3 separate regions of the Mus musculus genome follow, and regions 1 and 3 are each linked to region 2. A link is a loop called in an ENCODE intact Hi-C map of the cell type or tissue named here. Cell type or tissue: left cerebral cortex. All regions are shown on one strand. Region 1 overlaps Kdm2a (lysine (K)-specific demethylase 2A). Region 2 holds the start of Kdm2a (lysine (K)-specific demethylase 2A). Region 3 has its middle 1.4 kb from the start of Syt12.

Region 1 (2,500 bases), 62 kb before region 2:
AAACCTCTTTACATTCTGAAAAAGTCCTCTATTAAGATCCCCTTTTACCAAAACTCCAGATGCCTCACACCTTCCCCCAAACGATCTCATTTTCAGTCATTTTATTTACTTCAAGTTGCTATGGCACCCTATTCTAGAGCCTCAAGCTAGCACCATACTGTGTGGGGGTGAAGAGGCTGGGTGTGGTGCCACATGGGAAAAGGTTCTGGTCTCAGCTCCTAATCTTTCTAGAGTGAAAAATTCAGGTCCATTCAAAAAGCGCACCGAGGAGTGCATGGCTCCCCTCCCCCACTTTGCATACGGGAGGAGTAGGACTCTGCCCATTTCCTCTGCGGGAGAGAACTGAGCTGTCCACAAACAGGGACTTTCCACTTTCAGCAAAGCAGACTGCACAGAAAGACCTATGGTTAAGAGAGTAGAAAAGGAACTTAAGTTCACTGGAACAGTTTAATTCCACCTGCAAGACTTTTGTAGGGGGCACAGAGAAGGGCAGAGAGACAAACTGTGGGCTGCGCTGGGTGGGGGCAGTTAACACACACACCACTCAATTACTGGGGTGTGTGTGGGTGTGGAGGGAAATGCAGATTTCCTTCCTAGCCTAAATTCGGTGGGGCCAAGTCCGCAATGGTTTCATTAAAAAAAAGAAAAAAAAAAAAAAAGACAAGACTGTAGCTGAGGTCCTAGGAGAAATCATAAAAAAGCCACCACCACTCACCAGTAGGGATTTAGGATCAGGGAGCGGGGGTGGGGGTGGGTGGAGTGCGGAAAGGCTCTGCCTATCTAGGTTCCAGGCTTTTGGGAGAACATTCAAACACAGGCCCACACCCCAGAGAACAGAGAAGGGAAGGAGAACGGAGGGCCCTCTGATCAAGCTGTAAGTACTCCCCAAAGCCAAGCACCCCAGTTCCAAAGCACATCCCACCAGCTAGAGAACAAGTGTTAACAACGGCTCAAACACAACTAACACACGCATTGTCCTGGACTTGCCCAGCAGGCAGTTCTGCCTTCTGCTAGAGACAAAGTCTCTACAGTTATACACACCCCAAACCAGAAAAGGCTTGCCAACCGACCGCCTGACCTTGCATTTCTTGTTGCTCTGGAGCTGCGGAGGCTCTTGGGTGAAGTTTCCCCAGCGCCTTTGTTTTGTTTTCTGTGTTGAAGTTGTGCGGAAGGAGTTAGCTTTTCTGCTTCTAGGAAAATCCTGATTTTCGTGAAAATCCCGAATCTCCCAGAGCATGTAAGGTAGGGCAGTCCTGCTATAGCCCGTCAGGCTACTCAGAACAGCGTGGAGCACTCTGAGCTCCTTCTAAAGCCCTTCAGCTCAGCCGCGGCTTCCTGTGCCTGCGAACAATGCTGCTGCGTCACCCACATGCAGCTCCCAGAAATGCTTTGCAACGGAAGATGGCAGGAGGGGGAGCGCAGCTCGAGCGAGCCAGCCAGGCAGAGGGCCTGGCCGTTCTGCTGCAGCACCCAGAGGGGAGGTGTTTGGCAGCCGCTCACCTCCTCGTGATTGGAGGAAGCATAGCTGGGGGAGGGAGCTTGGCCAGCTAAAGCCCCAGATCCTTCGCTCCAACACTGCAACAGGAGAACCCAGGGCGAGCCCCGGGAGGGCTCTTGGCAGCAGACTTCAGGAGGCGGCTGTGGAAGGGAAGGCTTTAACCCGATCCACAGGCTATGTATACCTAGATACCTTGACAGTAGCCTCATCCCATTCCACTCGTTGTCACTTATTGCTATAACCAGAGCTCTCTCACTGACAGTTCACAGATTTCATTCCTCTCTGGGATCCCAACAAGAGTCCTGCCTTTGAGGAGGAAGCTGCCAGCAGCTTGCTTTCCCCCAGCCCTTCCTAAGTTAACTGTCTGTTTCACACCTGTCCACACTCACATAGCTCCATCCCACCAGCAAGTATTTATATCAACACCTTCAGAAATGGTATTACAGGTTACACAAAGATAAAATATGGCTGTTCCCATCAACCACAAATACAGTACATGCCTACTTTTGGTTGTGACAGGGAACCATCAGCATATTTTAACTCTACACAATCTGCAGCAATCTTTTAGCAACTCCACTGTGAACAAATCAAGCTTCTCTGGTCAGAACACTTGATCCTCTTGACTCTATACAAGATACAGGGAGTCAGGGAATAGGCCTTCCTTCCCAGCAGCAGTAGTCTCCTCTGCCCAAGAGAATGCCTCACATTCCAGACACCACTCTGCCAGATTTCTGTTTCTAAATCAGCTTTGCCTGCCTCATTCTTAATCCTACTGTCTCAGTTTTTAGGTGCAGGAAATATAGGTGTGACTACGTTATTGATATTCCCCATGAAGCAAACAGCCCTTCACCCTATTGACACTTCACATCATCTATTCTGTCTAGAGGTCCTCGAGCCAGACTGAAGCTCAAAACGTGCTCACTTACTCATGGGCTACAGCAGAAAGGGGAGCTTCACTTAGGCCAGAGGCCTACACACGAGTGTCAGCATAGGAAGAGAAGC
Region 2 (2,500 bases):
TCCTCTTGGGCAAATGGTGCCATGTCTTGTCAATATTAATCACATCACAACTATAAAATAAGACCTAAGCAAAAGGAGACTTTGGTTTCAGTTCCTTAGGACCAGCCACATCATTTGTTTCTGCTCATGGGATTGCAACTAGCAAAATTCTTCCTGCTAACATTAGCAATAGATAGATAAAGAGATAGATAGATAGAGGGGACTGGAGACATGGCTCAGTGCTTAACAGCACTGCTGCTTTTCAAGAGGATCCGAGTTCAATTCTCAACAACCACATGGCAGGTCACTGTCTGATTCCAGTTCTAAGGGACCCTTACACAGATATAATGCAGGTGAAAAGGCTCAGGACTTTTACTTCTCTTCTTCTGTATGTTTGCTGGTGTGTGTGTGTGTTTAAGTTTTGTTGTTTTGAGACAGGATCTCTCTACATAGCCCTGGTGGTCTTGGAACTACAACATAGACCAACCAGGCTTGCCTCCAACTTACAAGAGACCCGACTGCCTCTGCTTGCCCAGTGCTGGCAAAGGTGTGCAGCACCAAACCCAGGAAGGACTTTTATTTCTAAAGTGCTGAATGGCCAGGTGAAGGTGAAGTACACACAAAACTAAGCCAGACCCTAAACCAGTGAGTTCTCAAACAGGTAATAACAAATTATAAGCAAAACGGGGAGGTTACTTTCATTAAAAAAAAAAAAAAAGAGGGCAAGAAAAATTTGGTTTTACAGAAAGACTTCAAACCAATGTCCCATATCCTTCTAGTAAGGAACTGCCTTCCCCAAACTACCATCCACCTCAAGGTGGACAACTACAGAACAAATTTGAGAGTTGCAAACGGAGGCAAAAATACCATCTAATCTAGATGAGTAAATAATAAATGAAACGTCTCGATATATGGATACGGGTGAAACATCCATTAAATAAAGGCCGGTTGGCACGTCAATCAATCCACAACACCAAGCAAGGGTTTTCGTTTTTCTAAATATCTTTCTCCAGAATAATGGCTTCTAATTGGATATACAAATGTTTTTTTTCTCTCTTGTAAATATAATACGGCCACGTTAACAAAATCCTTTCAGAGGACCCGATGACATAGTTTGCGAGAGCAGTTCGTGGCACTGCCCTCCTCGGCCTCGGTCGCGAGGGACACAGTCTGCACCCCAGGGCCGGACAGCAAAGCGGTAAACCTCGACTGCTCCCCTAGGGAAAAGGCGTTCTGTGGCTCACCCCTTGCAAAGAAATAAAAACTTTACATTAAGTCTTTAGATAAGACCGGGAACCAAACTTCCCAGGGCGGGGGAGGGGGGAGGGGAAATCTCACCGAGGATTTTGTTCTTGAGTTCTTGTCCAAGAGAGAAGTAAAATTCCAAACACAGACAAAATAAAATCCCAAACGTCGTCTTCGGTATTTCTGTGTATTAACCCAGTATCCAGAGAAGGGTCAGAGCGACCCGGAAAAGAGGAAACAGTTACTGAATCAAACCTCCTCTTCTGGCTTTTACAGACTCCGCGTCCGAGGCGTCAGGGAAGCAAGACCACTCGGCTACTCCCCCAAGCTGGCGGTCAGCAGCCCCAGCCCGAGACCCGGGTCAACCGGGCCGCGGGAAACACCCTCCTCTCGGTACCCTCAGCCGGCCACAGCCGCTACCGAAGCCCAGGAACCGCGGCCGATCAGCTGAGACCCGCCCGGCCGACGCTCCCCGCGCCGCCCGGCCCCCCGGAACGCGGGCCCCGGCCCCGGGGGGCGGAGAGGGCGGGAGCAGCGAAGCGCCCTGACCGGGGGCCTTCGGCTGCCTTTGCGTCGTCCCCTGAGCCGGGGCTCCGCGCTGCGGGACGATCCCCCGTACACCCCCAGCTACTCCCCAGTAGCAGAGGAGGGACTCCGGGGGATGGGCCCCCTGACGTTGCCCTTCCACGCGAAGAGCCCACTGCCCGGGAGGGAAACAACCGCGACGGGCCCGGGAACTGGAAAGGTGCTCTGCGGCCCGCCGCCGCCGCCGCCGCCGCTGCCGGGGAGGGGTGTTGTTTCCCTCACACAGGAGGATCCGCTGAAGCAGCCGCCGCCATTTTGAACCCGTCAGATTCTCACATACACACAGCTCCTCCGGCCTCACTGCGCAGGCGCCCTCTCTTCACCACCACCCCCTCCCTCCCGTCGCCTCTCCACCCCCACCTCTTTCGAGCCTCCCTGCGCGTCTTACCGCTCTCCGGGACACACGTGAACGCGCACGCGTCACTCCCCCCACCCCACCCCGCCCCCTCTACCACGGACACACCGCCGGAGCGCGCACGCGCCGATTGCGTCGGCCTCGAATCGCCCGCGCCCCGCGACGCCGACGCGGTTCCCCGCCCTCCCCCCCTCGCGTCAGCCCGCACGCCCTCTGGCCGGCCTACCGCCCCCGCTCCCTGCCCGCCTCCTCTCAGGTCGCCGGCTCGACCGGGTGCCTGCGCCTGCGCGCCAGTCGCGAGCCTCCTCCGCGCGCGCTCTCTCTCTCCCCCACACC
Region 3 (2,500 bases), 82 kb after region 2:
GGGGGGGGCAGCCAAGTTGGACCCTGGGATCGCAGGCTTGTGGATGTGTTGGGTAGGGAACCCTGTGCTCACCAGGGGCGCACCCCACTCCCTTTATGTTGTTCTCCTTCTAGGCCTCAGTTTCTTTATCTGTAAAACGGACTCAAGAGAGTCACACACACACACACACACTCACAAAATCAGACCAGCGAGCAGCGCAGCCAGCAGTATTCCCTTCTCTGAATGGCTGATATTTCCTTCCATGATTGAGTTGTGATTGTACGCTATACCAGTCCAGGTCACTTACCGACATCATCTTTTGTAATCTCTGCAATGACCTCATCGGCGGCCACTCCATTTATTTATTTATTTTTTTTGAGATAAGGCCCAGGGTGGATATGAAGGCCAAATGACTTCAAAGTCTTTTTTTTTTTTTTTTTTTTTTTTTTTTTTTTTTTTTTTTTAGAGAGAGAGAGAGGGAGAATGGGAGAATGAATCACTTTATAGCCCTAGCTGTCCTGGAAATCACTAAGTAGATCAGGCTGGCCTTGCTCGAACTCACAGAGATATCAGCCTCTGTCTCCCAATTGCTGGGACTAAAGGCATGTGCCACCACACCTGACTTTCTTTTTTAACCTCTTAAGGGTCATACTTTCTCTTCCAAGGAATGAATGAATCATTCAGGAGATATTTATGACGCTCTCACCCAGGCTCTCGGCACAGTGCCAGGCGTGGGCGATCTTCCGGGAACAAGGGACAGGTCCCCTCCCTGCCCGCGCAGTCTGGCAGGAAGATAAGTCGGGTATTAGGAGAGGCTGGGTGTTGCCCTTCAGGAGGGGGCGGCGGGGCACCTGTTCTGGACACAGTGACCAGAACAGCGAGCTGGGAAGACACCTGACTAGGCCTCCAGGAGGATCTGGAGTCTGGGAGAGAAGTTGACAATCTCATGGAGAGCCAATACCAAAAGGCTGGGTTGTCTGAGAGTAGTGTGGAGAGCAGACAGACAAGCTTGGTCCAGAAAACCAAAGGGAGGTTGCAACTTCACCCTCACCTATAGGGGGCACCATCATTTTCTGGACCTGAAAAAGAAGTGAGTTCTGTCTTGGAGCTAGGGATTGGACCATGGACATTTGGTGCCATTTCCCATTTAACTAACCTTCAAGGCTACTTATAGCTTTGGCAAGACTGAACCCATTTTCGTTTTTAATTTTTTTTTTTTTTTTTTAAGAGTGCTTCCTGGGCAGCGGTGGCACACGCTTTTTTTTTTTTTTTTAAAGATTTATTTATTTATTATATGTAAGTATACTGTAGCTGTCTTTAGACACTCCAGAAGAGGGAGTCAGATCTCGTTACAGATGGTTGTGAGCCACCATGTGGTTGCTGGGATTTGAACTTCGGACCTTTGGAAGAGCAGTCGGGTGCTCTTACCCACTGAGCCATCTCACCAGCCCTCGTTTTTAATTTTTAAAATTACTTTATGTAGCTGGGTGGTGGTGGGGAAAGCCTTTAATCCCAGCACTCCGGAGGGAGTGGCAGGAGGATTTCTGAGTTGGAGGCCATCCTGGTCTACAGAGTGAGTTCCAGGACAGCCAGAGCTACACAGAGAAAGCCTGTCTTGAAAAACCTTTTTTTCTAATCTGTGTGTGTGTGCGTGTGTGTGTGTGTGTGCGCGCGCGCGCGTGTGTGTGTGTGTGTGTAATCTTAATATGTAGCCCTAAATGGCCTGGAACTCACTATGTAGACCAGGCTGTTTTCAAACTCATCTAGGTCCTTGTGTTTCTGCCTCCTGAGTGCTGGGACTAAAGACATGTACCGCCACACCTGGCATACATATAACTTAACATTTAAAAGTAATAAACAAACAAAAATTAAATGTTAATTTACTGTGTTTGGGTGTTACAGCATGAATGTGGAGGCCGGTTCCCTCTTTCTACTGTTAGTTTTAAGTTCAAACTCAGGTCATCAGGCTTGGCAGCAAGCCCCTTTACCTACTGAACCATGTCACTGACCCTTACCTTCCTTTTATTAAGACAGGCTCCCAGCTGAGGCTGGGCTTGAACTCATGATGCTCCTGCTTCTGCCTTCTGGGATGACGGGCACATGTCACTACTCAGCACGGACTCATGTCTCTTTTACACATTGATGGCCTAAGACAGAGGGTTCTGGGGTGCTGCTCCTAGCTTGGATCTCAGGGCATGTGAAACCCCATGATGTCATACATGTATGATATGCTCTGGTAAAAACAGCAGCCTGGTGTAGCCACAGGGCTACACACCTGAAACAGAAGTCAGTCTCCTCCTGTGGTCCTTAGAGAGGTGACCCACCTCTGGCCAGAAACTCTCTGGACTCTTGGAACTTGAATTTACACACCAGGTAAATGGATTTCCTACCCTGACTCAATGCCTTCCTTCATCCACAGGAAGAAAAGGAAGCCATTGGACAGCTCACAGGCAAGAGGCAAATTGAATGAACTAGGCACACAGTCGGCAGCAAGGAGACACTGCTACCTTCTCTTCACGTT

Evidence for each region. Hi-C counts contacts between places; a loop is a spot of excess contacts. Peaks named below come from ENCODE experiments on the same cell type or tissue, not always from the same donor. Only the 100,000 strongest peaks of a DNase experiment are listed, where the experiment ranks them.
Region 1: a loop joins it to region 2, with 7 times the contacts of the local background. A loop is called at or near these places in 13 of 42 quality-filtered maps.
Region 3: a loop joins it to region 2, with 4 times the contacts of the local background. A loop is called at or near these places in 3 of 42 quality-filtered maps.

The regions. Positions count from the first base shown.
Region 1 is chr19:4,332,565-4,335,064 of GRCm38, forward strand. The region is part of intron 12 of Kdm2a (lysine (K)-specific demethylase 2A); the gene reads right to left. Among named protein-coding and RNA genes, the nearest start is that of Grk2, 28 kb to the left of the region's middle. In left cerebral cortex, CTCF peaks have their summits at 720 and 1,465; DNase peaks (open chromatin) are centred at 219, 962 and 1,458; H3K4me3 peaks cover 1,918 bases; H3K27ac peaks cover 2,142 bases.
Region 2 is chr19:4,394,994-4,397,493 of GRCm38, forward strand. It overlaps Kdm2a (lysine (K)-specific demethylase 2A), which reads right to left and starts at 2,084. Exons shown (of 21, transcript NM_001001984.2): 1 at 1,318-2,084. 9430078G10Rik reads left to right here and starts at 891. Exons shown (of 3, transcript XM_030251152.1): 1 at 891-900; 2 at 1,337-2,457. The coding sequence starts at 891. In left cerebral cortex, no CTCF peak of the experiment used is centred here; DNase peaks (open chromatin) are centred at 1,396, 2,164 and 2,410; H3K4me3 peaks cover 2,500 bases; H3K27ac peaks cover 1,125 bases.
Region 3 is chr19:4,477,315-4,479,814 of GRCm38, forward strand. No RefSeq gene overlaps it. Among named protein-coding and RNA genes, the nearest start is that of Syt12, 1.4 kb to the left of the region's middle. In left cerebral cortex, a CTCF peak has its summit at 1,034 (motif pointing right); DNase peaks (open chromatin) are centred at 193 and 694; H3K4me3 peaks cover 334 bases; H3K27ac peaks cover 368 bases.